2 separate regions of the Homo sapiens genome follow, and region 1 is linked to region 2. A link is a contact called in ENCODE Hi-C or POLR2A ChIA-PET data. All regions are on one chromosome and are shown on one strand. Each heading gives the region's core, a stretch centred on a gene start or an enhancer-like site at or near the end of the contact. The rest is flanking DNA. Distances are from core to core; before and after follow the strand shown. Region 1 holds the start of NCEH1 (neutral cholesterol ester hydrolase 1). Region 2 holds the start of LINC02068 (long intergenic non-protein coding RNA 2068).

Evidence for each region. A loop is a pair of places that touch in the nucleus more often than their neighbours do. ChIA-PET counts read pairs that join two places held with the same protein, here RNA polymerase II (POLR2A). Pooled maps may share reads with other maps.
Region 1: a map of mammary epithelial cell shows a loop between it and region 2 (2.7-fold over the local background). The contact joins the promoter of NCEH1 here to the promoter of LINC02068 in region 2. A Hi-C loop is called at or near these places in 1 of 168 maps with a recorded cell type or tissue (mammary epithelial cell), 2 of 37 single-sample maps with no recorded cell type and 14 of 50 pooled maps. POLR2A ChIA-PET finds 5 or more read pairs at or near these places in 1 of 52 experiments (PC-9).

Annotation. Positions count from the first base shown.
Region 1 is chr3:172,708,833-172,712,904 of GRCh38, forward strand. NCEH1 (neutral cholesterol ester hydrolase 1) reads right to left here and starts at 2,235. Exons shown (of 5, transcript NM_020792.6): 1 at 2,015-2,235. The coding sequence starts at 2,152. RefSeq lists enhancers at 1,687-2,886, 2,016-2,285, 2,207-2,501, 2,546-2,685.
Region 2 is chr3:172,593,284-172,596,905 of GRCh38, forward strand. LINC02068 (long intergenic non-protein coding RNA 2068) reads right to left here and starts at 2,324. Exons shown (of 4, transcript NR_146714.1): 1 at 2,120-2,324; 2 at 1,178-1,298. RefSeq lists an enhancer at 1-67 and a silencer at 2,836-3,130.

The DNA.
Region 1 (4,072 bases), core at 985-3,484, 120 kb after region 2:
ATTACTAAACCTTATAGCAAACCTACAAGGTAGTTTTTTGCCCTATTTTACAGGGAAAACTCAGGAAGATTTGAGGTGACACTGGAAAATTGCTTTATTGGGTAGAATATGTTTCCATCTGATCATAATGATCTTTCTGATATTTCACAATTTAGAGGAGAAGTGATAAGAGCCATTTTTCTGCAAATCCACTCCTGAGCCACAGTGTCAGGTGAGAACACTGGTTACCTCATCTATTGCTGACTTCAGGTTACACCCACTATCATTCCCAAGCACCACCTGAGGGTATACTCTGTGGAGGACCTTACACAGCCTTGTCCTTAATGGGCTGGCAAGCCTAGCTGGGAAAGAAAAGCTTTTCTCCAAACCTAGCTTGTCCGAGATTAACTTATGATGGAGAAGACTTCTTTGGTGACCTGAAAACTAAGAATAATCTCTGCAGCCAACACAGCAGTTTGATCTTTTTCCTGTTTTCCTCTGTTTAAGTTATTGTAGTAGACCATTAACCCACCCAGGTAAACATCACTGTTCCTCAATCTTTGAAGGGTATTACTTTCAAATTACATAATTTCATGGGGGAGGAGAGGGAATGCAAGGCTTCCTACAACAAGACTGACTTTCTTGACACCAGTGCTAAAGAAGGGGATGATCATTTTCACCATGTCAACATTATAGGAAGCAAGAGGAAAAGAAGGGGGGCAGGGGTCTATAGCTTCATAGACCTTTCCTAAGAGACAAAAGGGGCTTTGGAGGTGAGAATGTGGCTGAATTCAGGAAAAGCAAATCCACGCTAGGAATGTGCTGCAATATCCTAGTAAGGGGACTTTTCATAGGATAAAGCCCCACAGATTATGTAATCCTACACATAATGAGTGGACAGGGAACAGGAACATAAACCCTCTGGGAAAATCATGACTTTTTTAAAATCAGCTTTCTCAGGTTGAAATGATTTTTTTTCTCTTTCTCTAGTTGTCATTTCTGAAAGAAAGAGTTTATAAAAATATTCTGAGATTAAAGCCCAAGGTTGTGGGGAGGGAGGAGGCTTGGTTTTGGAGAAGGTTAGAGTTTAGATAGAGCAGGCTGCTCAGAAATACTGTCCAATCAGAGGGCTCAGCCTTGGCTGCAGACTGTAGTTTAGATTTTAGATTCTCTGACACTAAAAATAATGCCTCTTACCATGGAATAAACCAGAGACAGTTATATTTTCCTGTGTATGGAAGGAATGAACACACGCCCATGATACAGTGGAGAGAAATGTTACCCTCCCAGGTTAAGGCAGGTAACCTCGCTCAGGAAAAGGTTATCTGACAGCCAAGGACATAAAATAAATGCTGCAGGGCAAGCAGAAAACATGCATCATGCAAACCAGGGCTGCCGCCTCCTCACCTCCTTTCAGCCAGCCCAGCCTCCCAGTCCTCTTTCTTGGGCTGAGCTGAGATCTGCCTCGGGTGAAACGAGAGATCCCTATGGTTCCTCAAGTGCTTGGATGGAGAGCCCTGCCTGCTGTCTCCGGGAACGGAGCGCTCCACAGCCTGGGGACATTGCGAGACTGCCCTTGCCTGCTTCTGCTTCTAAGGTGGCTGCATTCCCAGGAACCAGAGCCTGCTTTTCCCGAGCTCTCCTAAAAATATTTATCCTCTGCCGGTCCCTATGGGAGAACGACAGTGTGAAGAAGGGTGGTTTATAAACTGCTTAAGGATTTGCCTTTTGACGTTGCAAACCAAGGAAGAGGAAGATATTTAGGACAGACGAAGGTTTAAACAGTTGTCAAATTCTATTCAAGCACTTCTTCCCCGTCACAAACGCAGACGGGGAAATGCAGATCTAGCCCGCTGCTAGCAAGGAGGCGAATGCGATACCCTGAAAATTCCCGACTGGACCACCTCAAAAAGCGACAGCCTCAATGCATTAGGAAAAACCTGCGTTTTCGTGGAACCCGGCGGAGGAATTTTGTATCCCCTTCAAATATTGCGTAAGAGGAGGAAGAGAGAAGCAGCGCTGGGCTGCACCTCACCACTTGCTGTGCACCCCGGAAAGTGGCGTCCAGCAGCATCAGCTTCCAGGGGTCGGACACGGAGCCAGGCAGCGGGATGTAGACGTAATAGGCGGCCAGCGCCACCAGGGCGGTGAGCAGGACACAGGACGACCTCATCTTGCCCTGGCTCGGCTCGCCAGCGGGCTGGCAAAGAGGAAAGGGCGATACCACCCGGAGACCTCCGGCAACTTTCTGCCCGCGGCAGCTGCTCATTCACGCGTTTCTTATAAGCCCAGGAGCCAATCAGAGGCTGCGTCGGGAGGAAGTTGGAGCGCGGACATGCCCCCTCTACGGTGTCCTTGCAAAGTGTGGCAGTCACTACAGGTTTGAGGAAGGCTCTGTCGCTGCTCTGGCCGTAGGCACAGCGGACTCTGGAGGACACTGGTTTGTACTGCATGCGTGTGAGGATGGCTTTCCTCCTGGAAGGTCTCAAACGGAAAATAGTTTCAGTGTGACGAGTCTCTGGACAAAGCAAGTGGGTCATTCTGACTCAGAGTACTGAGAAAGGATATAAAAATTCTGTTTTCTGGAGCCAGACTTGGAGTGGTTTGTAAGTTCTAGCTGATATATGGCAAAAGAAGATATTAAATTCTTCTGGCTCAAGCAATGAAAGGCCAGTAGTACATCTAGCACCCAAGTCTTGGTTTCTAAATCCTATGCTCCAATAAGAGGAACCACGGCTTTTTGACACAACCTCTGGAGAAAAGGCTGATACCAGGGCTGGGGCTGTAAAGTACAAGATGAACCTGTTGTGCCAGAGATGCGGAAGTGCTCAAAAAATGATAGGAACTGGTCAAAGGTCCACAGCTGCCAGCTTGAAGGGTCTCCCAGTGGCTGAAGCTGGGATAATTTTACCATCAATATAAATCATCATAATGGATAACCCATTGATTAAAATAAAACTCAACAATCTATATTAATATAAATAAATGAGGAAAGAAGAAAGGCTTTTCTTAAAATAGAATGCCAGCTAGTATCCATAGAAAATCATAAATGAATGCTAAAACTAGAGGGTAAAAATTTGACACAGAATTTTGGTCCTTCATCAGAAGATCTCTCCACAAATTACTACAAAGGGAAAAAATAATAACTTTTTATTGGAGAAACGTGTGGATATCACCTGAAAAATTCTTTCAGTGAGTCAATGGTAGCAGAAATACACTTAAACCCAGATTTCTTGTTAATGATTGGGGGTGAGGAGGGGTGGGTGAGTACTGAATGGGAGAGAGAAAACTTCACTAGCAAAATTTCAACCAGAAATCCAGAAGGAAAACAGTTAGAAGACCTGTTTCAAGAAAGTGGTAGGATGACAACTCCAAACTTATTGATGAAGGTCTTAAAACACCTAGTATATATAATTATGCATCTTAAGATGGTAATTTTAATTTAATCAAATTAATAGAAGTGAAATAACCATAAATTTGGTTCTGATAATGAGATTTTTAGGAAACAGTTGGCTTCTTCTTCAACATTGAAGGAAAACTGATAAGAAGGGCACACTTTCATGGTATTTCAAGCAAGTTCTCTCTCTCTTTTTTTTTTGTTTTGTTTGTTTTTGGTGTTTGTTTTTTGTTTTTTTTGAGACGGAGTCTTGCTCTTTTCGCCCAGGCTAGAGTGCAATGGCACGATCTCAGCTCACTGCAACCTCCACCTCCTGGGTTCAAGCAATTCTCTTGCCTCAGCCTCCTCAGTAGGTGGGATTACAGGTGCCCACCACCACACCTGGCTGATTTTTGTATTTTTAGTAGAGATGGGGTTTCACCATGCTGGCCAGGCTGGTCTCAAACTCCTGACCTTGTGATCTGCCCACCTCAGTCTCCCAAAGTGCTGGGATTACAGGCATGATCCACGGCACCTGGCCTCTCTCTCTCTCTCTCTCTCTCTCTCTCTCTCTCTCTCTCTCTCTCTCTGTCTTTTAAGTTACTGGTTAAACTCATAACTCTAAACAGATAGGAATGTTTATGTTTATGTTTGTGTGTGAGTATATGTGTAGAAAATTAGAAGCTATTCTTTTTTTTTTTGAGATAGAGCATCGCT
Region 2 (3,622 bases), core at 1,074-3,573:
AACCTCCCACTTGGCTGGAGTAGCAGTTACTTTTGCCAGGAAGCCAGGATATCTAAGGCTCCTGGGGCTCCGTGTGTACCTGAGCGGCTGCTCTGCCAAGACTCCCCATAGCTCTGTGTATCTGACTGAAGGCCCTAGTGGAGTGGGTTCATGAGGGGATCTCCTGACCCAAGAGTAGCAACGATCCATGGGAGAAGCATTGGTCCGCAGGGTCGCTCATTCACTCACGGCTTCCCTGGATGGGGAGGTTCCCCTGGCTCCATGTTTCTCCCGTGTGGGCGGTTGTCCTGCCCTGCTTTTCTCCATTCTCCATGGGTCAGGTTGTTTTCTTGATGAATTCCAACATGTGTATCTGTATGTTTCGGTTGAAAGTGCAGTATTTACTCGCCCCATCTATTTCTCTCTGTGAGAGCAGTACACACTAGCTGCTTCTGGTTGAGCGTAAGAAAAATAAATGCCCTTTTAATGTGTTTGCTAGAAGATAGAAAACATTGCAAAGAACAGAGTAGAATTCATATTCTTAAAAACAAATATGAAAACTTATTCTACTTTCCTTCTTTACCAATGAAAATAAACATATTTATTGTCCTCAATGCACTTTTTTCTTTGAAATAATAACTCCTCAGAAAGACCGTTGCAGTTAAGAATATCAGCTGTCACACAGAGCTAAATCCTTTTAATTGTGAATTTTTTCCCCACAAAGCATGATGAACTACGTCTTGACAGGGCAGGCAAAGTATTAAAGTAAAATATTTTTCCCCACATTTTATTTTTCTTTTCTTTCTTTCTTTCCTTTTTTTTTTTTTTTTTTTTTTTGAGATGGAGTTTCACTCTTGTTGTCCAGGCTGGAGTGCAATGGCGTGATCTCAGCTCACTGCAACCTCCACCTCCTGGGTTCAAGCAATTCTCCTGCCTCAGCCTCTGGTGTAGCTGGGATTACAGGCACACGCCACCACGCCTGGCTAATTTTTGTATTTTTAGCAGAGATGGGATTTCACCACATTGGCCAAGCTGGTCTCAAACTCCTGACCTCAGTGATCCATCTGCCTCAGCCTCCCAAAGTGCTGGGATTACAGGTGTGAGCCACTGCGCCCAGCCCCCATTTTCTGAGGTGAAATGAAGGAAGAGTTAATCATTCATGCTCCTTTTCTTGGGTTCAGCTGCCATCCTTACTTACCTCTGATGGAGGACTAGGGATTTCTGGGACTTGAACTCCTGTTATAGAAGGTCAGATTAGCCTTAAGCTGAACAGCAGCAGCTACCTGGGCCTTTCTCCCCTGAATAAAAGTTCTGAAGATCTAAAATGAAAATATGAAAGGAAAGAAATTATCAAGTTCTGTCTACTAAATATCTCAGTGGATTTCCTACCTCAACTGGTAGATTTGTCTTAAGGCCTTTGTTTGGAGTGTTTTCCTACAAGTCTCAAAGTCTAACAAAAGCAGGCGTTCCCGGTCAAGCTCTGCCAAATTCACCACGTGACCTAGGACCTGAAGTGAACTTTCGTTTCTCCTGTTCTCTCTCTTTCCGACCTTCCCTCCCCGCCAAGGCAATGCAGACAGGGACTCAATATATTATTTTGAGTTCTCCATAGGAAAAGAATTATTATTAAAACAATAAGCTCTCAAGATAAATACCTTTATATAATGTATATACATTCATATATACATGAGTATATACTAGCTTTCATATCTGTATTCTTTTTTTTCTTTCTCACCCAGAACTCAAGAAGACATGCCTGTATCCCTTTTTTTTTTCTCTTTTGAGATGAAGTTTCACTCTTGTTGCCCAGGCTGGAGCGCAATGGCGCAATCTCAGCTTACTGTAACCTCCACCTCCTGCATTCAAGCAATTCTCCTGCCTCAGCCTCCTGAGTAGCTGGGATTACAGGCGCCCACCACCACGTCTGGCTAATTTGTGTATATTTAGTAGAAATGGGGTTTCACCATGTTGACCAGGCTGGTCTTGAACTTCTGACCTCAGGTGATCCACCCGCCTCGGCCTCCCAGTGTGCTGGGATTACAGGCATGAGCCACCGCACCCGGCCCAACATGTCCGTATTCTCAAAGCTATAGAGGTGTCTTTGCTATTTTGTTCTCTTAGGTAAGAACCGGGTCCTCACCTTACACTTTATTCCTCAGGTGAAGAGACTCTGTGTGTGTCCATTCAGGGAAGCATGAGAGCATTTGATTTCAGCTGAGCAGGTTTAGTCATCTAGGAGCTGCTCTCTTAAGTGTTTAACACAATCGTTAACTAACTAAAACTTGCAGGAAATTAATCTGGAATTTCCCAGTAATTACATGTTTTAGATAAGTTTTTGAATTGAGTCCAAGATGATGTGATAGTGCATGTTCATAATTAACTAAGAAACTGAGAAAAGCTTTCTTAATCTAAAAACAAAGCCAAAAATCTTTCCATGCAAGGAAAGAAAATCTTAATTGATTAACTCATTAATAGAGCAGGGAAAAGAAAACAAAAGCAAAAGCAAAAAAACTAACTTGAGATATAGCTGAACTCATAATGTGTATTTGTTTTTATTTCCAGTTGCTGCTTACCATTAGCTGTGCAAGACCAAAGGATTTTGTGCTTTCTCTTGCCTAGTAATTGTTCAGTCCAAAATTTAACCATGTTGTTTTTGTGTTATTACCAGGAGCAAGAGGACATGTGTATTGGTGAGAGAAGAGGGGTGAGGAGTCAGGGATAAGATGAATCTGATTAACTTCAGGGGTTATTAGAATAAATCTTGTAGGCTTGGAGAATCTTGTAGGCTTGGAGAATCTAGAGTTCTATGAGAAATGGTAAGCAGACTTCATAAATCCTGTCTGCGTTGCTGCTATGATCTTGGCCTTCCCCTGACATACTCCCAAGAAATAGAAACGAATAGAAATAGAAATCTAATAGAACTAGAAATAGAAATATTTCCCAAGAAATAGAAAGTAAAACTGACAAAGCCAATGCAAAGAAATCAGTTCGGAAGCTGTTAATTTTCACACGATCTGTGTTCAGTAACCGCCCTCTATCGGCTCTCCTGAATAGCACACTATATGGGACGGAGAATCTGAAAGGCCTTTTTGCTGGTTTTCTTACTAACAGAGAGTTCATAAACCAGGATCTTCTTCAGCCTCCAAGGTAAGGAAATGTGTGATCTCCAAGCTCCCTCTTGTATGTATTGTGAACGCCACTGTCAGAAGAGAAACACCAAAGTTATTCACCTGGAAATGTTGCAGTATGAAGACCATGTATTTGATGGAGAGGTTATTTAAATGGTAACTTTGTTAATGAATTTCTTTGCTAACTTTCCCTGCTTTATTTTCATGCCAAAAACCAGAGAGGTACAGAGAACAGAACTCGGCACCACAGTCTAAAAGTGTTAAGTTTCAGGCACAACACTGCTGTTTTTGAGCTGTGGGTCCTCAGACAAGCCATTTTAGCTTTCCGAGCCTCAGTTTCCCACTTGCCTGCTTCTTCACCACTTCCTGGGGTGATAAGAGAAGACCAAATGATATGTTTGTGAAGGTGCTTTGCCACTCATGTACCCTATGCAGACCCTATTATTAGTAGTACTTTATAAAAGTAAGACATCATTTTCTCATTTACAGGACTGAGGATTAGAAAGAATAATGCT